Regions from separate parts of the Homo sapiens genome. Here regions 1 and 3 are each linked to region 2. Evidence: chromatin loops called from intact Hi-C (ENCODE). Cell type or tissue: endothelial cell of umbilical vein. All regions are shown on one strand.

Region 1 (8,000 bases), 180 kb before region 2:
TTGGTGTGAATCTTTTCCCACATGCCGGCAGGTTTACTTGCCTGGCGCACTTTCCAAGGACAGGCCCTGCTTAAGGTCACCCTGATGCTTCTGTTGTGTCTTCATCAGATTCAGCAGAGCCTTCAAGCTACTCAAGTAGCCCCAAGGAGGAAAGGCAATTAAAGCTGACTGAATCACCAAGCAAACCACCCAGGAAATCCCCTCTGGGTCTCCTGTGATAGATCTGACTTCTGCTTGAAACCTGGTTCCATCCTCTGCCTTCTGACCCCACTTTCACACTGGATGTCAGAAGTCTGATGCCCTTGGAGTACTTCTCTGTGTCTTCTGGAGTGAGTCCCTATTAGCTCTGCTATCCTCTTACTGCAGACAGAATCTGATGTCCAGCATCACATTTTACTGTCTCCTGTAATAGCTCCTTCAGTGAATGCCAACCCTGATCACAACTTATCTAGCTTCTTGCCTTCTTAAATTTTCTTTTCAATCTAGAATGACCTCCTCTATGTAGGGCATCCCCATCTATGCCAAACTACTTGAGGCAGTATTTGATGTTACTTATTGGGAATCTAAGAGGATCTGAGAGTAGAAAATGAGGCTACATACTAGGTATGGTGCAAATCCATTCATACCCATTAGCCTCAAACCACAGACACAGTTTGAGCTTGTGACTTACTTTAGAGATGCCCACAGCTGTTGAAGACACACAGGACACAAGATCAGGGAACCAGGAAATCTGTTACTAGAGTGACAGGTTTTTTTTTTTTTTGAAAGACTGAAATCCAATCTGTATCTCAATGGTTACTTCAATCACAGTTTAGTTTCATGTTGAAGCTGCGACCCATGTAATACAGGCAAGGACAGATATTGAAATACCTTGGTTAAGAAATGAAAAGAGTGGGCCGGGTCCGGTGGCTCACATCTGTAATCCCAGCACTTTGAGAGGCTGAGGAGGGCGGATCACTTGAGGTCAGGAGTTCAAGACCAGTGGCCAATGTAGCAAAACCCCATCTCTACTAAAAATACAAAAATCAGCCAGGCATGGTGGCGGGTGCCTGAAATCCCAGCCACTGGGGAGGCTGAGGCATGAGAATCACTTGAACCTGGAAGGCGGAGATTGCGGTGAGCCGAGATCACACCACTGCACTCCAGCCTGGTGAGAGAGGGACATTCTGTCTCAAAAAAAAAAAAAAAAAAAAAAGGAATAAATGAAAATAGTGCAAACTCAACCATTATTTAATGGAAGTATTCTGGAATGACAGTGGTGACTTTACAGGAGTTTTTGTGTGGATGGCATGCCACAAAAGTGAGCGAAAGAATACATATTATTTAATCCTCTTTTTTGGTGTTGGGGAATGAATCTTCTGAGAGAAGCTAACTGGAGGAGTGTGGATTTGAAGCAGCCTGGGAGAAAGAAGCAAATGAATTTCCTGGGACCTGTGCAGGCTGCATCTAGAGTGAATTCCAGGTATTCAAAAATACTGAGTGCCTAGTAGGTATGTGACATTGAAATGGCATCAGAAAACAAGGTAGATATGGTATCTAGCCTCACTGAGCTTTCAGTCTAGGTTATAAAAATCGACCTGATTCACAACACAACAAGGGAGAAATCTTACTCTACCAGGAGGCTTCAGTAATGAGATTGGTCTTGCCACGAACCACCACACAAGAAAGAAGCATTTGCCATCAATATATGAGTGCACGAGGGTCCCCAATGAGGCAGCTGCCTATATTGACAACTGGGAGGCACTCCTGGGAAGATGAGGGATTGTGAGATATTATCGGGATTCCTCTTCCTCCCAGATTAGAAGGGCTGGGGTTGGAAAGAATATTTTGCAAGTCAGCTGGAGAGCAGGGCACAATGCTTAATTTGCCTCTCCTAAGCTCCTGTGGCTGAAGAAAATGCCTGTTTCATTAGCACAGTGCTTGCCATTCAGAAGACACATTTCTGCTTCATTCTTTTCAACTCTATTAAGGATTATTTTTATTAATGCTTATGGTAATTTAGGCATGACATGGATGACAAGGCGTAACAGTATGAAACTCTTCCAAAGGATGCTGAAAATACTAAGGCATGGTAAAATCCAAACGTGTCCTCCTCTCATAGTTTAGGTAGGAAGTTTTAGAAGGAGGATGGACACACCCACATTTAGTACTTTGTTTGACAGCTTTTCCCAAGCTGACCCTGACTTCGAGGAAATAGAAGAAAAGCAACAGGATTCCAAATCTGAGCAGCCCTAATCTGAGAAGAGGAATTCTGGTCCCTGTGTGTGAGGCCATCTTAACGATGACACTGGAAGGTCCAGATGCCTGATTTGGGATGATGGGTGGAGGAGCAGATCTTGGTATCTCAGATTTTAAGGTAATAAAATCTGCAATGACAGAAAGGCAAGGGAAAGAAATAATTAACTTTAGTGACCCCTCATCCCGTGTCAATGTGGCTGAGGAGGGTAATGATCACAAAATCCCTGCAAAAGGAGTCCAGGAGGAATCCTCTCGGGTACTCCAAGGCCAAAGTCTATGTCCCTGCATTTTAGCTCAGCTCCTGAGTCAGCCTGTTGGTGGCATCTATCCTTTCTCCAACTTTGGTGGGTTCTGTGTGCTAATAATATAGCTTTAAAAATGTAAAATAAACTTCAGTGTTTTTTAAAAATAAAACTTGATAATTATTATATCTCCAACTATGCAGTCATCAAAATACCAGTATTTGTCAGGGAGACACAGTTTTCACTGGGCATCTCCGGGATTCTCGAGTCTCTGTGCCTGAGCTGTTCACAGCTCCGTTGTCTGCAGGATTCATCCTGTTCTTCTCATAGATACCATCCCTCCCTTCGTTTCAAGGGCCTTCTTGGGTTTGCATTGGGATATCTGGCAAATCACCGTGCCTCCCTTCTTTCTATTCTCTGCAGCTGCTCTCTTCCCTTTGCTTCTCTGGGGCCTGATGGCAATGTGGTAACTTCCTAGTGCTCTGTTGGCTACGAGTGTGGCTGTCAGAGATTTTTCTCCTGTCTTCTCTTTTTCATGTTGGATGTCTACACAATGATAGTGAAATAGGATTGTATTATGAGCAAAGTAGCTGAAGAGGGTTGCCACACCCTTCTTGTACCATCTTCCCTTTAAGTACTCAAAGCTGGGGAACAGACTGAAGAGCTGGATTGAAAATTGCCCACCGGCTGCTGTGAGCACTGTGCCCCTGCCTGGGCCCTGCCTCTCCTTCAGAGCATGGCTGTGCTATGGGTTCTGCTGCCTTAGGTAATGACTTCACTCAGTCTTCTCCTCTTGTTCCTAAGACAGTACATAACTGCAGGCTGGCTTGAGATGCTTCAATGCATAGATCACTAAGGTTACCTACCTAGTAGGGGAGACATTATATCCTGGGTGTTTCAGGTTGGCCCAGTGCCAGGGAAACTTCCCAGGCCTCCTGCCCCTGTGGTACATTCAGAAAGAACCCTTCACTGATCACCGTCTCCACAGAACATACACTGGGCTCTGAGGCTGTGCATCTCCTTCTGAATTCTTTCCTGCAGGGCACTCAGTCTTTCTCTCTCAATCCCCCGGGTTTGTTTTTCATCCTACCATCCCCAGGAACCCAGCTGTGACTTTTCTGTGGTGTCCCACTCCCTACCCCCAACACCCCCAATGGTTCTCAGTCATGTCTCTGATGTTATCATCTGCAGGAAATCAAAACACCATGTGTGTGAACATAAAATTCTGTCATTTATTTGTGCTACAGACTTCAGGAAGGGAAAAAAATCACAGTTCTCTTTTCATTAAAAAAAAAAAAAATTGGCACAATGTTTAAGCATTCGTGACCTTAAATCAGCCTGTTATTAACAGCCAGGAAATGCCTGACCGACAGGTCCTCACTGCTATTATAAACTGTGAAAATTATAAAAATGGAAATAAAAAATAAAGTAATTACCTCTTCATGTATTAAAAAGTTAGGTTGAATGGCCTGTTGCCATGGAGATGATTTCCTGTTTACTGAGCTGGTCTTCCCCAGCAGTTAAAGACCAGTCACCCAGCCAATGGGAAAACAGCATTTTTCTTTCCATGTTCCATTAGCATTTATCATAGTGACTCAATACAGTCTATAATTTACCAGTCAGTAAAATTTAGTAAGTTGTATTTTCAGATATATTAGTGGGTTTTAATTTTTATTCATTGTATGAAATTACCACCATGGCTAAAACACTACTTTATAGTTTGAGAGGGGAAGAAACCCTATATTTAAAAATATCCTAGTTGCCCCTTTTAAAACCTTGCTACTGTCTTTCTAGTGCATCAGAAGGACTTTCACAGTAAAACAGTTTCTCATCTCTTCATCGCTTTGAAGGAAGGCTATATTTGTTACCAATAGTAATATTACAGATAATACTCACATTAACAACAGCAAGAACCCAAGCTGCCATTTAATTATCTATCAGTTCTTTGGGCTTTTTACCTGAAAGATCCCAGGATTCTAAAATAAACTACTTGGTGCATGATAGTAAATAAAATTATTTGAAAACCAAGGAGTTATTTTCCTGAATGTAAAAATAAAACTTAATACAAAGATATCTAATGCCTCTTAGGAGATGGGACTACAGATTTCAGTAACTAAGTCTTTTGAAGGAGAAGGATGTGTTGACTTGTTAAAAGTTCCAAGCCCCATGGAAATACAAATTGTGGAGATAAAAAGGAAAGGGAATTGTATACTTTCTCTTGAACATTTAGCTGAGAGGAAGGCAGCCTGAAGTGATCTGACCAAAGCTTCAAAGTGCTCATTATAGAGTTGGCCCCAAACAACAGCTCTGGTAACAGGGACCTTCATGGAGCTCTTTGTCTTCCTTCTTCATGGGCCTGCCTTCACCTCTGAGGAAGCCCAAAGTTTCCCTGTTCTTCCCAGTCTACTTTCCCACCATTCTCCTTCCTGCTTAGCGCTCTCTGACCTCTCCTTCCTGCCCCCTCCCCTCCCCATCCACCCCCTGCCCTCCCTCCTCCCCCACAGCTGATCCTGTGTAACATCTGTGGCTGTTGGCCACACCCAGCCCTGGAGGCACAAAATATGGGCAACAAAATTATTCAGACACAGCTCGGGGCTGGACACCGAGTATGACTGCAGTTTATCTCAAAGAATTAAAGCATTTGTTGCATTTTTAAAGAGTTGTAATTAACAATAGACATGGATTCAGCATGAAAAATTGGAATTGTGGAGTGTAATTTTAAAGTATCACTGATTTGTGTCCACTCCGGGTACATGACAGAGGTCCTAGAGTTATTTGTGCACTTATTTAGTTCTTCCTTCCGAGATAACAGTGTCTTGAAAGCAGCAATCCTATTTTATTGACCTTTGTATCTCTCACAATATCTACTATAGGGAGGAAGAGAAATTCATTTTTTTTAATTTTTATTTTAGGTTCAGGGGTACATGTGCAGATTTGTTATAAGGTAAATTGTGTGTCACAGGGGTCTTGCGTACAGGTTATTTCATCATCCAGGTAATAAGCATAGTACTCAATAGGTAGCTTTTTCCATCCTCTCCCTCCCCCCACACTCCACCTTCCAGTACACGTGTCCACATATACTCAATGTTTAGCTCCCACTTATAAGTAAGAACATGTGGTATTTGTTTTTTCTATTCCTGCTTTAGTTCACTTAGGATAATGACTTTCAGCTCCATTCATGTTGCTGCAAACAACATGATTTTATTCTTTTTATGGCTGTGTAGTATTCTATGGTGTATATGTGCCATATTTTCTTTATCCAGTTTACCATTGATGGGCACTTAGGTTGATTTCATATCTTTGCTATCGTAAATAGTGCTGCAATGAACATACACATGCATGTCTTTTACGGCACAATAATTTATATTCCTTTGGGTATATGCCCAATAATGGGATTGCTGGGTCGTATGGTAGTTCTTAAGTTCTTTGAGAAATCACCACACTGCTTTCCACAATGGCTGGACTAACTTACATTCCCACTAGCAGTGTTTAAGTGTTAACTATTTCTCTGCAACATTGCCAGCATCTGTTATTTTTTGTCTTTTTAATAATAGCCATTCTGACTGGTGTGACTTGATATCTCATTGTGGTTTTGATTTGCATTTTTCTAACGATTTGTGATGCTGAGCATTTTTCATATGCTTGTTGACCACTTGTATGTCTTCTTTTGAAAAGTGTCTGTTCATGTCCTTTGCCCCCTGTTTAATGGGGTTGTTTATTTTTTGCTTGTTACTTTGTTTAATTCCTTATAGATTCTGGATATTAGACCTATGTAAGATGCATAGTTGGCAAGTATTTTCTCCCATTCTATGGGTTATCTGTTTCCTCTGTTGATAGTTTCTTTTGCTGTGTGGAAGCTCCTTAGTTTGATTAGGTCCATTTATCAATTTTTGTTTTTGTTGCACTTGCTTTTGGCATCTTTATCATGAAATCTTTGCCCGAGCCTATGTCTGGAATGGTATTTTCCAGGTTATCTTTCAGGGTTTTTATAGTTTTAAGTTTTAAATGTCTTTAATTCATCTTGAGCTGTTTTTTGTGTATGGTGTAAGGAAGAGGTCCAGTTTCAGTCGTCTGCGTATGGTTGGTCAGTTATTCCAGCACCATTTATCGCATAGCGAGTCCTTTTCACATTGCTTGTTTTTGTTGACTTTGTTAAAGATCAGATGGTTGTAGGTGTGTGCTTTTATTTCTGGACTCTATTCTGTTCCATTGGTCTATGTGTCTGTCTTTGTACCAGTATCATATTGTTTCAGTTACTGTAGCCTGAGTATAGTTTAAAGTTGGGTAACACGATGCCCCCAGCTTTGTTCTTTTTGCTTAGAATTGCCTTGGGTATTCGGGCTCTTTTTTGGTTTCATATGAAAATAGTTTTTCCCTATGAAATAGTTTTCCATATTAAAAACTATTTTCATATGGAACCAAACTTATTAAAATAGTTTTTCTAATCCTGTGAATAATGTCATTGGTAGTTTGAAAGGAATAGCATTGAATCTGTAAATTGCTTCAGGTAGTATGGCCATTTTAACAGTATTGATTATTCCTGTGTATGAACATGGAATGTTTTTCCATTTGTGTCATCTCTGATTTCTTTGAACAATGTTTTGTAATTTTTGTTGTAGAGATTTTTCACCTCCCTGGTTAGCTGTCTCCTAGGCACTTTATTCTTTCTGTGGCTATTGTGAATGGAATTGTGTTCTTGATTTGACTCTCAGTTTGAATGTTGTTGATGTGTAGAAACACTACTGATTTGTAAACACTGATTTTGTACCCTGAAACTTTATTGAAGTTATTGATCAGATATAGGAGCTTTTGGGTAGAGACTATGAGGTTTTTCTAGGTATAAAATCATATTGTCTGCAAACAGAGATAATTGGACTTTCTTCCTGTTTGGATGTCTTTTATTTCTTTCTCTTGCCTGATTCCTCTGCCTAGAACTTCCAGTACTATGTTGAATAGGGAAGGTGAGAGAAAGCATCCATGTCTTGATTTGATTCTCAAGGAGAATGCTGCCAAGTTTTTCCCATTCAGTATAATGTTGGCTGTGGGTTTGTCATAGATGGTTCTTATTATTTTGAGGTATATTCCTTCAATGCCTAGTTTGTTAAGGTCTTTTTTAACATAAAGAGATGCTCAATTTTACTGAAAGCCTTTTCTGCATCTATTGAGTTGATCATGTGGTTTTTGTCTATAGTTCTGTTCATGTGATGAATCACATTTATTGATTTGCATATGTTGAATCAACTTTGCTTCCCAGGGATAAAGCCTAATTCATTGTGATGAATTAGCATTTTCCTATGTTGCTGGGTTCAGTCTGCTAGTATTTTGTTAAGGATTTTTGCATCTATGTTTCTCAAGGATATTGGCCTGAAGTTTTCTGTTTTAAACTCTCTTTTATTGTTGTGTCTCTGCCAGGTTTGGGTAACAGGGTGATGCTGGCCTTATAGAATGAATTAGAGAAGAGCCCCTCCACCTGAATTTTTGGGAATAGTTTCAGCAGGAATGGTACCAGCTCTTCTGAAT
Region 2 (8,000 bases):
TAACGAGAGCCATCGCCTTTCCTCGTGCAGATTTTTGTGCAAGGAAAAGACTAGCTCTTATCTTTGTTTCTCTGCCCGGGTCCTTGTGTGGCATTTTTTCATATGACTAAACACAAGGGGAAATTAAATGGCTCATATTCCATTCTGAAGGGTAAGTTTTGCCTGAAAAATTATGTGCTATAACTTGAAAATAATATTCTATGTCCAGATGCCCTCAGACCTCCCTAAATAATAGGAGTGTTTATAAAACATACAAGCATTTATCCTAAAGCCAAGTCTTCTATTAAGTTGGCTGAAAGTGTAATACGTTGAGAACCCATGGGGTTTCTTTTGTCATTTCTTCCATATTATTATGGATATTAGGCCAAAAATAGTATTTTTTACTTCTTGTATTAATAAATTAATAAATTACTTCACCCCAGACATTGTCTTTGAATAGAAGGGACATTTCTTTCAGGGAAGGGTCAGCTGCCAGGGCATGCATGCCTGAGGGTAACATTTAGACTACTGGTGGTCTTGCCTTCCTTGGTGCCAGCCATCATGTTGCTTTATATATTCAAAAGCAAAGTTCTGAACATTTAAATTTAATTTGGTCAGATATCAGGAGTTGGGATATTCTGATCCTATCAAACATCTTCTTTTCCCTTTTTGAAAGCAAGCTTGTTGGTGTGACGGCTGTACTTGAGAAAAGTAGGCAAAAAAGTAGATTTTGGTTTCTAGTTCGAACTCAATGCATTTGTAAGTCAAAAATTCAAAACTCTTTTCTCAGTCAATTTCCTGACACATGTTCTTGGAATGTCACTGTGGACTTTGACTGGAGCAGATAGCAATTATTTTCTTTAAGTCCTGCATGGGTTAAAATTCTATTCATTCTTCATCCATCAGCAAGTTTCTTCCAATTTAAGAAATACTGTGACTTGCCTAGAGTAGGTGCCTAATAAATGTTTCTTAATTTTATTTAATCTAGGATAATATCTCTATGGACTATTTGGTAGCCAGATTCTTGAGCATTCTTGTAACGTTTGTTCATGATACCTCAATTCTCAGAGGTGAAATTGAGGTGAATGATGCTGAAGTGATTTCTGGCCCTGGGTCCCCTTCCTGTGATGTCAGAGACACAGCTTTCTGAGGTGACTTTAGGACAGAACCCTGGAGAGGTCTTCGTTCAATGAAGCCACGTTAAGAATCTGAAAGGATCTATTCAAGGGTTCCTGAATTGCTCCTCATGCCTGCAGCTGAGATTTATGCCTCTGATTTCAGCAGGACCCTGGGTGCCATTTGGTCTTTCTCATCTCCATGATGTTGAACCTGAGAAGTCACATAGCCTGGCTGGCACTTTTCCAGACCACTTCCTCTGATGAGAAAAGAAAAACAAGGCTTTGTGACACAGAAGAATGCATGCTGCCTGTCCTGGATCTGCAGCCTAGGCAAAACAGTATCCAGGTTCTGCAAAGCCCAATAGGATGATGTGGAGATAACACCGTTGCTTATAGGAATGATCGATTTAAGAGACACACGTGACTGATGCCAGCATCTTTTGTTCTTGTCTCTGGATTAGCTCTATCACAGGTCAAACAGACTTAGAATAGAATTAGTAATCAGCATCATTGCTAATCTTACTGAAAGCACTTACCATACACCCTGCACTGTTTTAAGCTCTTTACATTGATTTATTTTATCCTTACAACTCTATAAAGCAGATACTAATGTCATTTCTATTTTACTGGTGAAAAAATTGGAGCATAAAGCTTTTAAATAGATTGCTCAAGGTCACGCAGTGTGACAGTTTACAGTAGCATGCAAATTTTTTGACACTCCTCTCTTCAAAAAGTGGAGTATAATTTTCCTTCTCCCTTGATTTGAACCAGACTTAGAGACTCAATTCTAATAAAAAGCATATGGTGGAAGTGAGGGCATATGCTTCTTAGGCTAGGATGTAAGACACTACTCCTTCTACCTGGCATTCTCATGGATTTCTCACTTTCAAGGAAGCCAGGCATCATGTGGTGAAGACTCTCAGGCAGCCTGTGTGGAGGCCCACAAGGGGAGGACCAAAACCAGACCAACGTGTCAGCCATGTGGATAAGCCACCCTGGCAGTGGCTCCCCTCCTGCCCCAGTCAAGCCTTCAGATGACAACAACCATGATAGCCCCTGAGGCAAAACTGCCCAACTATGCCACTTCTGAATCTCTGACTTAGAGAAACTGTGAAATAATATTGTTTTAAATAACTAAGTTTGAATAATTTGTTCTGTTTTCACAGATAACTAATACAGCTTCTAAGTGGCAAAGTCAAGATACCAATCCAGGGGGGTCTGAAGGCAGAATCTACACGTTACTGCTATATCCTCTCCTGATACTAAGGAGATTATCAATAAGCTCACATTCTGGCAATACATGTTCAGTAAATGTTTTATCTAAGCTGCAGCAAATTCTGATGTGTTTTTAGACACTTAGAAATCAATAATGCACATGAGCTACATAGTCCCTTCTTTCATTGGTTGTTATGAATTAATGCTGGTCAAGGCCTTTTGCCCTATGCTGCCTTTTCTAGGCTCTAGGCAGACACTACCTTTCCATTACACATTACTTCAGAGAAGCCTGTTACAATTATAATTAGTCAGATTATAGCATCCTTTAGGGTCCTTCCTGTCCTGAGAATACACCATAGTCACTTTACCCAAATTGGATATGTATTAAATCTATCAACCTCAAGTATTAACTATTTTTTATAAACTATTCCTTTTAGGCTGGGAGGAAAATATAAGTAACTCATCTCTTAGACAGGATAACTTCTGCACATAGTTATTTCCTATAATGTGTTGATTAGGACTGCTTAACTCTCAGAAGATTGACTCTTTGCTGCCACCTTGCTGATACCATGAATGTTAATGCCCATGGCACTGGGCTTTGCACAGAGTGGATATTCAGTAAATGGGTAGTTCTTGTTTCTCTCCCACATATGCAGTTAGGAGCACATTAGTCTTCCCAGAAACTGTTAGACTGCTGTCAGTAAGTAACCATTATTTGACATAACCCCACTGGCCGCAGCAAACATACATTCCCTACTACCCTTTTTTCAGTATCAAGGAAATGGAAATAACTACTCAGAGAGTTAGAAGGCACATGATGAGTAATTTCCTAGTCATTTAGAGTCAGACCAGATGGCCTTAAAGATACTCCAACCAAGAAGAGCTAACCTGACTCTGCGATTGCAACACTGGTGATCCCTCACCAGGAAAGATGCCAGTCTCTCTGCTGCCCCTCCTGTGTGTTCTTCACATGGCAGCCTTATTTCTGTTCTTAAAATCCAAAGCAAAGTTCAAGTTTTCCACCAAGTAATACAAACCTGGCCGGTTTCTTCTCCTGGCCTACCTCATCTTCCAACAACTCTCACATTTTTCAACCTAATAACATTAAACTTTATGTAGTTTCCCAAGTAGCTATCCTCTCCAGCTCCACACCCCCTTCTAACCTAGTTAACTCTTATTCTTACAGGAATCAGGTTATGGGTCAACTCACCTGGGGTATCTCTCTCCCATGCCACCTGACCTCTGCCCTCGTTCCTTGCTCTTCACTGCTGGAGTGGACACCCCCCTCTGTGCTCCAGGATGACTCTGAAAATAGCCCCACACACTGAATATGCTGTGTTGACACTATCTATTTGAATGCTTATCTCCCCTACTACATTATAAGGCCCTGCCAACAGTGGCAGGGTCATATTTAACCTTGCCTTCTCAGTGTCTGGCAAAAAGAAGGTGCTTAATAAATTAGATAATGTATGCAAAGTAGTTAGCCTAACACTTGATGTAGCAAGTGTTGTTGTTAATTTGGTGATGGAACCAATTGTTACTTCTCACCTATCTACAAGCCAAAAAGCTGTTTTGGTTTCTTCCTGGTAACAACTAAAGAGAGAAAAGCTGAATGAACAAAAAAGAAAGCAATAGAAAAGACACGTAGAAATCAATTAAGAATCTAAAGACACTAAAAATAAGCAATTAAATAAACAAAATCAAATGAGACTAATGAGAAAACTAAACAAAAGCAAGGGGAATTTGACAAACTTTCCTAGCAGCTAGATAGTCCCCACTACAAAAGCAGCTTCGACAGAAGTGGTAAATTCCCTATAACCTGAGTCACTAAAGACCAGACCAGACAAACCGCTTGAAAGAATACAGCAGTAGACATCAGGGTACTGGCTGAATTAGTGGGCTTTTTTCATCTTCAATTTCTCTGATTCATTCATAAAATATTTATAACAGGGCTGCAGAACATTTGTTACATCTTTTCCCATTTGTTCTCCTTCATTTTCCAAAGGAAAAGTGTACAGTATTAATATTTACTTAGTTAACGTTACCAGGCAAGGGGACTGTGCAAGATCAGAAGGGCTAATATCTAACAATAACAATGGAGAAGACAGAGACAGCTATTTTACTGGAAACTTTTTTGACAAAACCTGATTATTCTGATTAGGTCTATATTGGAAATAAAAAACTTAGGGCAGATTGCTTCTGGGTGTTTGTTGATTTATTCTTTGGATAAAATTGGTCAGAATAAACTTCCTTAAAATAACAACCACACATAGCACACAAGTTGTATCCTCTTGCTCCCCTTCTGCCTACTCCTCCTCCCTCCTCTGCCTCTTTTTTTTCACCTCAGAGTTCCTAGAAACAAAGCCAAACACTGGAAGGAAAGTGCTGATACTACTATTCTTTTGTAGTTGTTTTCTTTATCTTTTAAAATATAGTTACGTTTTTCCAGCTTTTTGCTGATCAGAAGTTTGCCTAAAACAAAACTTTCGACCGGGTGCAGTGGCTCACAGCTGTAATCCCAGCACTTTGGGAGACCAAGGCGGGTGGATCACCTGAGGTGGGGAGTTCGAGACCAGACTGACCAACATGGAGAAACCCCATCTCTATTAAAAATATGAAATTAGCCAGGCGTGGTGGCACATGCCTGTAATCCCAGCTACTTGGGAGGCTGAGGTAGGAGAATCACTTGAACCTGGGAGGCAGAGGTCGCAGTGAGCCGAGATCGCACCATTGCACTCCAGCCTAGGCAACAAGAGCAAAACTCCGTCTCAAAAAAAAAAAAAAAATTTCAGATGTATCTCTGAAAGATTATTTTAGGATATTTCCAGCTTTTACTGTAGCTGGATTCCAGATGCTTTAATTTGTTTCGGTATTGTATTAAAATGTAAAACTACATGAAAAAGAACTACATTATTAGGGCTTTGTGAGCCACTCAAGCAAGGTCACAGGATGTGAGGGGTGAATGGGAGCAGGGAGCCTTCTGTACAACCCCCCTCAGTTTTAGTGATGAGGAAACCAAAACCCAGGATGTATAGTAAGGTCAAAGGCTAGTGAAAGTCAAAGTCAGGACTGGATCCCAGATGTCCTCGTTCTTCATCTAGAACTTTTCCCATTATACCAAGTGGGTAGAGTGTGTGGAGAAAACTGAGCTGTTGTATACTTTTTCTTTTTCTCAAATCTAATCCTAGAAACATAACTATAATGAAAATAAGAAGAGCTAACATCCAGTGAATGCTGATTTTGTGCCCTCCACTGTTCTACACTTTTTACCTGTCTTAACTTATTTGAGTCACAACATCATTAGCCTCATCTGACCAATGAGGAAACTGAGACAAACTAGGTTATGTTACTTTCCCAGAGTAACTTACCTTAGGTAACAGATGACAAACGAAATGGAACCTCCAGGCCAGGCCTGGCTCCCGAGCAGACACACCCACCCATGATGCCTGACGGCCTCCCAGCAAAAGCAGAACTTCCTCCAAGGCTGGGAGAGCAATGAGCAATGGAAATGCCCATTCCCCTGCCTGAGTGTTGATATTTCATTGTCATTTTTGTAGCTTTGCATTTTTATAGCCTCTTTTAATGTAACTATTAATAATAAATTTGCAATCTCTCGGAATTATCTGAATACAATCACACTGATTTTGCAATGGTGTGAAAATATAAACTTTGAAATTTTTTTCCAGCCAGGCGCGGTGGCTCACACCTGTAATCCCAGCACTTTGGAAGGATGAGGTGGGCAGATCATGAGGTCAGGATTTTGAGACCTGCCTGGCCAATATGGTGAAACCCTGTCTCTACTAAAAATACAAAAATTACCTGGGCATGGTGGCATGCACCTGTAATCCTAGCTACTCGGGAGGCTGAGGCAGAAGAATCGCTTGAACCCGGGAGGTGGAGGTTGCAGTGAGCTGAGATGGCACCACTGCACTCCAGCCTGCGTGACAGAGCGAGACTCTGTCTCAAAAAAAAAAAGAAAAAAGAAATTTTTTTCCAACTTTGTGAACTTCCTAGATGTAAAAATATTTAAAATTCTGCTCCAAACCACTGATAAAAGTAAATTATAAACAAAAAGACTTACAAAAGAACCAGCATAAAAGTCCACAGAAGTGAAAAGAAATTTTTAAATATCCAACACCACCAAAGAGTTTTTGAGCATCAGTTGTAACAAATACTAAATATAGTTCTCATATTTGTTTTTTAAAACAATGTTTAATAAATATCTTATATTCTTCTGTAAATACCAGAAACAACTGGCCTAACATTTAGGGGAAAAATGATTTTTCACTGGCAAAAAGAAGACTTCAAAATGTGTATTACCTTCATAAAGTTTTAAAATGATATGTGGTTTGGGAAAGAATAATGTGGAAGACTTTGAAAGTCAAGACTAAGGTTTCCTTCGGCAGCTATGAACTTGGAGCTTATTGATGAGCATCCTATAAATAGCATGCTCTCATTTGCCCTTTAAACATAGTCAGGGAAGCAGTCAGCCGGTCATTTCCTGCAATTTGACCATCCTGATCTGTGACTGTGGGGCAGTTTCGAAGCCTGTACAGTCAGCCCACACCACATACTCCTATGGATTTCTAACCAAACGTCTGCCAACCTTCACATTCCCTTGTATGATTAATTTCTAGGTTTATTTTGGTCAGTATTTAGACATGATTGGGTAAAAAAAAAAAAAAGCAAAAATGTCAATAGGTTTGTAATTTCCATTTCCATCTGGACCAATTAGAGTACACCATGATAGGTTTTACATGTGCTATCCAAAGCATTTCTTATTCTAAGGAATGCATTGACTTTTAAGCAATAAGTAGCTGATTGTGAGGTGGATAGAACTTAAGTAATAAAAAATAATTAACCTATTTCCTCAAAACTACTAGCTTTAAAAGAATCCTGATTGGAGTCAGGCTGGAACAGAGTTTCTACATTCCAGTGATTATTCTCTCTAAATAGAGTAACTCCTAAGTGATAGTGGCCCAGCTCTTTTATTAAATGGGTGCCGCCAATCTAAAATCATTCACTCTTCAGTTCAGGGCTTTTGTTTTCCTCTTGTTCTAATTGAAGCAGAGGTAAAACATACGCAGCTTCTAATAATTGAGAATTATGGTGTCCCTGCCTGTTTGGCTGTTAGTGGAAAAATGTAAAAATGGCATAAATTATCTTTCTCTTTGTCAGGAGTCTCAGAAATAGACAATCTCCAGTGCTTAAGATCATGTAAAGATCTTTCCCCTCACACTACCAAGGAAGTTGATTTGGAAAGTGCCTATTGTGGCTTCCATTTAGGCCTAAGCCTCTTCCTAAGAAATAAGTGTTTGTAAATATCCCAAATGACCTGCACCCTTGGAAGTCATCTCCTCCCTCTGGCTGCCTTGAAGACAGACAGGCTATTTTTCCCTTCCTGGCATTAGGATGGAGGGAAGGTGGAGAGGTAAGAGGAGTGGGGGTGGATAGAAATGGCTTTGATCTTGCTGTGCCACTGGGGCAAGTCCCTCCATCTCTAAAGCCCTTCCGATTCTCGACTAATAAACAGAGACCCAGGTCTACCTTGTCAGTTTGATGTTAGGAGGAGACATAAAATATACAAAGCTCCTGGCCCCAAATTGGTGATCCAAAATGGCAAATGTTCCGAAAGAAGATAGTCCCCAGAGACAGTGGCAGGAGGGCAGGTCTTCACCAGCTAGCAAC
Region 3 (8,000 bases), 99 kb before region 2:
AACTTCTCTAAGAAGATGGCTCAAGAATCCCACAACCACAATTTCCTTGGTCAGGGAAACTGCTCTTTTGTACGAAGCAGTGGGCCAGAAGGTATTTCAGAATCTTTGGAAAGAAAGAAAATCGAGGAACTTGAGTTGCGTATATAAAGTCTTGGGTTTTTAGTCCAGGGTTCTAGAACACCCCGGCAGTTTGTGCTTGTGCTTTGTGCATTAGGGGGAGAAATGAGAGAGTCAGAGATTGCTTTAGTTTGGCAGGTGACATAGCTTGGTGTTGAAGCAAACCCACTTGAGAACTAGGCAATGCAAGTTCAAGTAGTGAAAACTCTTAAACCTAGAAAAAAGGCAATTGTGAATTTTAATCTTGGAACAGGATTTATTTAATAGGATTTACTCAGTTTGTGTACGTGTGTGTGTGTGTCCCAAAGTACAAAGATAATAGAATACTAACCAGAAACACAAATTCAAAAGTTCAAGTTCTGCCATTTACCAGCTACATACCCTTGAAATTTTACTTCATTTTTGCCAGCCTTAGTTTCTTCATCTGTAAATCCAAGATGATGAAAGTACTTACTTCACAGGCTTCTTGTGAGGAGTAAGTGAAGTTAGTGTTTAACACTGTGCCTGGCACTTAGTAAGCATTTCATCTCATTAGATATTACTATTATCGGCTGGGCATGGTGGCTCACGCCTGTAATCCCAGCACTTTGAGAGGCCGAGGTGGGTGGATCACCTGAGGTCCAGAGTTCAAAACCAGCCTGGGCAACATGGTGAAACCCTGTCTCTAACTAAAATACAAAAATTAGCCAGGTATGATAGCTAGCGCATGCTTGTAATCCCAGCTGCTCGTGGCTAAGGCAGGAGAATCACTGGAACCCAGGAGGGTTGCAGTGAGCCAATATCACACCACTGCACTCCAGCCCGGGCAACAGAGCAAGACTCCATCTGAAAAAAAAAAAAAAGAAAGAAAGAAAAAAGAAAAAAAAATATATTGCCATTATCAGCACAGAGCTGCTTCGAATAGTCATACAAATCTAACCTTTAACCAGCCATGACTTGCTGAGTCTTTAAAAAATTAGTCCGTCTTTCCCTCCTTCTCCTCTCTAGCTATTTCCTTTTCTTCTTTTTGCTTTTTCTTTCTTTTTTTTTTTTTTTTGAGATAGAGTTTTGCTCTCGTCACCCAGGCTGGAATGCAATGGCACGATCTCGGCTCACTGCAACCTCTGCCTCCCGGGTTCAAGTGATTCCCCTGCCTCAGCCTCCCAAGTAGCTGGGATTACAAGCACGTGCCACCATGCCCAGCTAATTTTTGTATTTTTAGTAGAGACGGGGTTTCACCATGTTGGCCAGGCTGGTCTTGAACTCCTGGCCTCCAGCTATCCACCCGCCTTGGCATCCCAAAATGCTGGGATTACGGGCATGAGCCACCGCTCCCAGCCCCTAGCTATTTTCTAACATTGAAGAGCTCACCTGGGAGGTCAATAAAGTCTCATTTCAGAGAACAAAAATAAGCGTGTCCCCTCTACTAGGTTCCTTCTTGTGCATTCTCAAAAGACCCTCCCCTACAATCCCACTTGACTTCTCCAGGGATGACCCAAACCCAGCTTGTCAGTTGGTACTACAGGTTCCAATCAAAGAAAAATGTAAAACCTCCTGGGGCAGTTTCCAGAGGGCAGGCAAATCTCTTTGTGTGATTCCCAGCTTTTGTGGTGAGGGGCAGTGAAGACGGCCATCGGGCATGGCAAAGAGGGGAAGGTGGGGAGAAACTCCAAAAGCAGGGTCAGAGACTGGCTTGATGCTGGGCCTGGAACGATGTAATCTGTTCCCGATGTGAGAGAGGCAGGCTGGGTAAGCAAGAGAAAGTGTAAGGTACCATCTGTTCTAGACTTCTGAAGATTTTCATTACATTCAGATCAACTTGATAAGACACCCCAATCTACACCAGCATTTTTCAAATAGGGTTTTCAAGAGCTTTCTGAGGACTGCAGAAAGCAGAGCTGTGGAACTTGGCAGGAGATTTAGCACGACTTCCTGCTGGAGCCAGGTCAGCATCTTCAGCGCCGTTCCCCTGGCGCCTCAGCCCTATACACTATCTGACCTTTCTGCACTTTCTTTCCTCCACGCCCTTCTGTCATCTTATCTCCACTGCACCTCCTTATTGGAAAAGGATTCTTACCTAGGTTGTTACAGGGGCCTATCCTTTAATCAGGATGTTCACAAGGGGTTTCAAAATCACCCTGATGGAACTGAACTATACACCAGGGTGGTTCCTCCCCGACTTCTTTCTTCTCTACCTTTCTTTCTTCCTCCCTTCTTTCTTCCTTCTTTTCTTCCTTTTTCCTCCCTCCTCCCCTTCCTCTTTCCTTCTTTTCCTCCCTCCCTCCCTCCTTCCCTCCCTCCATCCCTTCCTTCCCTCCTTGTGTATTTACTGACTGTCTGCTATATCCCTGGCACTAAGCCTCTGTTAATTACATACACTTAGGCCAGGCTCTTGAATTTGCAGACAACAGCAAATCCCGTTAAGTTGCCAACACTTGAAAGAGAAGAACATTTATAGATGTGTTGAATAAATGCACTCCAACTAATGAGAAAGCTTATAAAATTATTTGGATTCATGTAAGTTTAGATTTAAGGTAGCACAAGAGCAAACAGCAAACCACTGGGAGAGGTGAAATGAGATTGATAGGGAAAAATAGATCAGCAAACCAAATCAGATATATTTGTTAAGCACCTTCCATTCATCCTGACCTGTGCCAGGGACTATGGGAGATGGGAGGAAAGTAGAAAAGATGCTTTGAGGAGGTGTCTTGAGACAGATGTCATTAGGAACCACTGACCAATAACACTATGCGTGGATTCCCCAGGGAATCCATAGGCCTGTGGCTATGAAATGGCCACAACCACAGCAGAAGTTTAGCAGTTGCTTAGGAAGACGTAAATTCCCAGCTGTGACTCACCGTGTGTCAAGGAGGATTTTTCTGACATCAGTTTCCAAGCAGCTCACCCAGACTTTCTTACCCAAGAGGGTACCAGACCATGATGCCACTGGAGTTGCATTTTTTTAATTTATTTATTTTATTTTCCAAAGGGCCATTTGAACCAAGAGTGACCTGTGGCCCCTGGAAACTCTAAGCAGTGGTTTGGCATCTTGAGAATCTGTCATGCTTTGTGGAAGGGTCTAGTCCTGTCTGGAAAACAAAACTGGTGATATTTAATGTGAAAGTGTAATCCTACTGTCTCTCTCCTGATAAATGCTCAAAACTCAAGTATAAAAGCAATGAATTCCCCTTGGATATCTAAATGTAGCACTTAAAATCAATTTGATTTTATCTGAATTCTGTTAACATTGGATTATAGATGCACGGTTGCAGGCTTTGAGTGTTTTCAAGTTCTCGATATTTTAATTTTTTCCATACCCACATTGTTTTAAATGTGAGGCCTAATGTCTTCCAGCCCTAGGCTTGCAAATCCATGTTCATCTCTGTGACTGACCCCATAATATTTACTTATAACGTTCATAAAAATACCCTGCATGCCAAAAGCTGTTAGCTGCAGGAAGATGATAAAATATAAAAATATTTAATCAGCCAGTGGGAATTCCCTTACATGTTAAATCAAAGGCTCTCTCAGAGGACCCACGGTGACCTCGGAAGGCCAGAGGGTTCAGCCGCACTGTGCGGCAGCAGGAGGGAATGCCTGCAGAAAACCCACCCTGTTCAGGGCCCCTTCATGTCCTCCAGAAAACACAGCCCTAAGGAGATGCTCGGCTTCACTGCCAAGGGACTCAGGGGCCGGCATGTGCAGGCTCTGTACGGCTTTTCCACTGAGGTTTGTGTAGCTTGTCCCATCTCTCTCAGGGCTATCTCACCATGTAACATGTGCTCTGTTCCTCTTCCTCCCAACCCCCAGGACTCAGTGTTTCTCAAAAAGGAGCACCACAGAGGCTTTCTAAGGAAGAAGTGCTAGAGAAATCATACAGGGAGTGATGGGGAGGGAAAAATATCCCAGGGAAAGGAGTGCTGGATCCAGCCCTGTCTTTGCTGCCACATGTGTTGAGCAAGTCATTGCACATCTCTGGAAGTTGGATGGATCTGTGGTTTTCAGCCCTAATGGTTCCAAGAGGTATCCCTAGGTTACAGAGAGGATGACAAGGGGCCGCTGGGTTTTTATACTCCTTCCCCCTTGCCCCACTCCTTATGTCAGTCAGCTCAGCAGTAATCAGTTTTTTGTTCTGGATTACACATAACATTTAACTCACAAAAAGTGTCTGCTGTTAAAAAGAAAAGTTTAAAAACCAGTGGAACAACGAAAAAGTCCTATTTAATATAAACATAATTTGAGGCTCAATAATATCCCGGACTCCAATTTCCTGCTCATTGGCAGTCCCTACTAAAAGCTAGTTGAAACTAGTTCTTTACATCCCAGTGCCCACTAAGGAGCCATCAGAGCATAAGCTAGGCCTAGCTGAGGGGTGGGGTTGAGTGGCATAGTTCAAGGATGCTACTCTGCTTTTGCAGAAGAGTATAAAATTACAAAGGCTGCAACTTGAGCCAACTGGCAGAATGCTATTCACCCCTTTTGCATTACTTTCTACTTGAATGGCACCAAAGCAGTGTGCTTGTGTTCCTACTTTCTGGTAACATTTTTAAAAACTAAATCCGGTCTTTGAATTTTGATATAACCATTTCCTTTCCCAGGACTCAGGAAATTCACCAGCATTGTATTGGGACCCATGTGAGTGACAAACACGATGATAACTCAGAACCACTGAGCCTCTCACTGTGGTGCTTTGCTCTTAGGCCAAGTTTGTCCTGAGATGATCCTTCCCAGATGGCTGCTCAGAACTTTATGCAAACTGACTCTTGAAATGTCCACCAAAGGAACTCATCCAAACCCCAGTACTGGATGCCACCAGCCCAGCTACATTAATCATACCTTCCTCTTTTGTGCCAAAGTCCTCATTTTAAGCCAGATGATTTAAAATCATTCCATCACCCCCAAATCATTTTGTCATTCAATTTCCATCTATCATGCTAGATGTCCTAAGTTTTGTCCTTGATTCAATTTTGTGTCAACTCAGTAATATTGAATCAAAATTCTATTACTAATTCAAACCAAAAGTGACAAAAACAGAAAGTTTTACAGGGTAAAGCATAAGAACTTTTCCATTCAGCTGCTTAATATTACCTGTACTCCTAACATCAAAAGACAGTTTTCACTAGCATTTTGTTGTATAGTCTTTCATATCTTCTTGATATATACACAATATTTTTAATAGCAATAAGATCACCAATATATGCAGTTTTGCGCTCTGCTCTTTTGACTTTAAACAAGAGCCTAAATTTATCCAATGTTAACTAATATTCTTCTACAATATAATTTTTAAAGAATAAAAATTAATTCTACAATATAATTCACTACAAAATTAAAACTTTCAATGACTATGTAAGATGCATAATTTATTTAACTCTGTTCTCTACTGTTGCAATGCTTGCTTTTTCAATTTTTTAATATTAAAAATCCCGAGATGAATATACTTATACCATCATTGTAATTTTTATAGTTGAAATTCCAGTATCAAAAGGAATGCTTTTAATAAACATTAAGGAACTTTAATAAATATTGACAAGTTTTCCTGTGGAAAGATGAATACTTCTGCCATCATTTTTGGCTTGTTACTTAGCCAACACTAGGTATTATCATTTTTAACCTTTATATAACTGACAGAGGAGAAATGGTATCTTATTATCGCTTTTAATTTGAACTTCTTTGCATTATATTAAGAATGAATATTGGCCAGGCATGGTGGCTTGTGCCTGTAATTCCAGCACTATGGGAGGCCGAGGTGGGTGGATCACATGAGGTCAGGAGTTTGAGACCAGCCTGGCCAACCTGGTGAAATGCTGTTTCTACTAAAAATACAAAAATTAGCTGGGCGTGGTGGTGGGCAGCTGTAATCCCAGCTACTCAGGAGGCTGAGGCAGGAGAATCACTTGAACCGGGGAGGCAGAGTTTGCAGTGAGCCGAGATCACGCCATTGTACTCCAGCCTGGACAACAGAGTGAGACTCTGTCTCAAAAAAAAAAAAAAAAAAAAAGGAATGAATATGATGTCAAATGTGTATTGGCCATCCATATTTCTTTTTTGAGCGAGCCTATTCATGTCCTTTGCCATTTTCCTTTTGGTATATTCAGCTATCGTTGATTTCCAAGAGCTCATTATATATTAAAGATCTTAACCTTTTATCTGATATGTATGTATACAACAAATATTTTTTTGAATGTTTTAAACCTAAAAATATTGTTTAGGCTATTTATGTTCAAAATGATAAAAACAATTGATTTTAGTGTCATGATTAGAAAATGCTTCCTTATTTCTAGAATCATGTAAATATTGCTTTTCCCCCCTTTGTTTCCATTCCACATTGAAATTATTAATTAATTTGGAATTGATATTGTAATAAGGTATGAGATAGGCTTCTTTCCTCTAATCCAAATATACAGTCTATTGGCAAATCTTTTCGGTTCCTCTTTCACAGCTCCTGCTGTATCTAGTTTTCTCTGCATAAAGTGACTTTAATACAGATATTGGTCTGCTCTCTAAAACTGGGCTCAATGGTAATCTGGCAAAACTTCAGAAACTCAGGGCAATTAGAAAAGTTGAGCCTTCTTATGCTCTTGCAATTAAAAAGTAAATAAATTTTTATTTATTTGACCCATTGTAACATAATAATAGTTCATAGTGTCTAAACTAAATTTTGATTCACTAAGTCCAAAATGTTGGTTCACAGTTGGTTATTAGGAGACAACAATCCTTTGTGAGCGCTCTCTTTTTAGGTCTACAAGTCATTTCTTCATAAACTCTGCAGAGCCTCCACTGTCCAGGCACCTCACTGCTACCTGTGAGCCTCCCTGTGGCTCACACCACGTGGCTACAACTTCCTCCCTAACCAACCATGTCAGTTCCATTGTTCAAACTGCTATAAAATCCTGCTTTTCACCAGAAAGTGTTAAAAGATTGCTTATCTGAAAGCCCAAGGGCATTTCTGACTTCTTCATGAAGTTCTGTATTATTCACCATTGCCACCTCCACCAAATTTCAATCACCTCCAACATATATGGAACCTAAAGGTTTTATCAAAAAAAAACTTAATTTTTATAAAAGTTTTGGGTTAACAGAAAAATTAAGAAGATAGTCCAGAGAACTTCCATTAAAACTTTGTTTTTTTAAGTGAGAATTTCCATAACCCTCTATGTGTTTTACTTTACCATTTTCCTAAAGTAGACATCAGTATGGTTTTCACTTGCGTAGACATTTCAGGGTGGCCTTCTTATACAATATTAGCTCCTAGAAAAGTATAAAATTCTCTTTTTACCGTGCCACATTTTTATTAACATACAAAGCTCTTAATGGTTTTGATGATGATGAGGTTGAGGATGAGGATGACAGCTACAATATTTGTGGTCCTGAAAATACTTTTTATGTAATGATATGAAATTGTATTTACTCCTTATTTTGATGTCTTTTTTTCTGTAATTCTATTCTTCCTTTAATATTAAGACACACTTGGCCCATTTATTTTTCTGTAAAATATCGATTTTTTAGATATTGTGTTTAAAAATGATTTCCTGGTGCTGGAACTGCACATATATTATCAATTTCCATAGTGGCATATTTTTCTAAGTAATGCTGTCCTCTTAACATAAGCTGGCATTTCATTTGAAAAACAAATGATTTATGAGTACCCTTTGCGTGGAAACATTCATTTACATGTCCACCACGATGCCTACATATGTTCCCAAGTTTGAAAGGAATTCAGAAACAATCAGCATGTTTGGGTAGCGTAAACTGTTTATTCAAAGAAGCGTAATTTGAAAATTCTGAGATGTATATTGAATTTAATTTTGCACCAGAATGTCTAACTTCCCTTATTTTGTTAGTTTTTTCCCTAGAATCTTTATTTTCTCTTCCAGGTTACATTTTATTATTCTTTTTAATTTTGT

Evidence for each region. Hi-C counts contacts between places; a loop is a spot of excess contacts. Peaks named below come from ENCODE experiments on the same cell type or tissue, not always from the same donor. Only the 100,000 strongest peaks of a DNase experiment are listed, where the experiment ranks them.
Region 1: it touches region 2 in a loop (5-fold over the local background); 33 of 110 quality-filtered maps call a loop at or near these places.
Region 3: a loop joins it to region 2, with 2.8 times the contacts of the local background. A loop is called at or near these places in 3 of 110 quality-filtered maps.

Annotation. Positions count from the first base shown.
Region 1 is chr13:39,948,434-39,956,433 of GRCh38, reverse strand. No RefSeq gene overlaps it. Among named protein-coding and RNA genes, the nearest start is that of LINC00332, 230 kb to the left of the region's middle. RefSeq lists an enhancer at 336-385. In endothelial cell of umbilical vein, no CTCF peak of the experiment used is centred here; DNase peaks (open chromatin) are centred at 3,823 and 4,703; H3K27ac peaks cover 2,061 bases.
Region 2 is chr13:39,772,869-39,780,868 of GRCh38, reverse strand. It overlaps a transcript of COG6 not described here. Among named protein-coding and RNA genes, the nearest start is that of MIR4305, 110 kb to the right of the region's middle. In endothelial cell of umbilical vein, a CTCF peak has its summit at 3,292; DNase peaks (open chromatin) are centred at 3,038, 4,228 and 6,848; H3K27ac peaks cover 4,123 bases.
Region 3 is chr13:39,871,388-39,879,387 of GRCh38, reverse strand. No RefSeq gene overlaps it. Among named protein-coding and RNA genes, the nearest start is that of MIR4305, 210 kb to the right of the region's middle. In endothelial cell of umbilical vein, no CTCF peak of the experiment used is centred here; DNase peaks (open chromatin) are centred at 2,067, 2,947, 3,607 and 4,577; H3K27ac peaks cover 4,431 bases.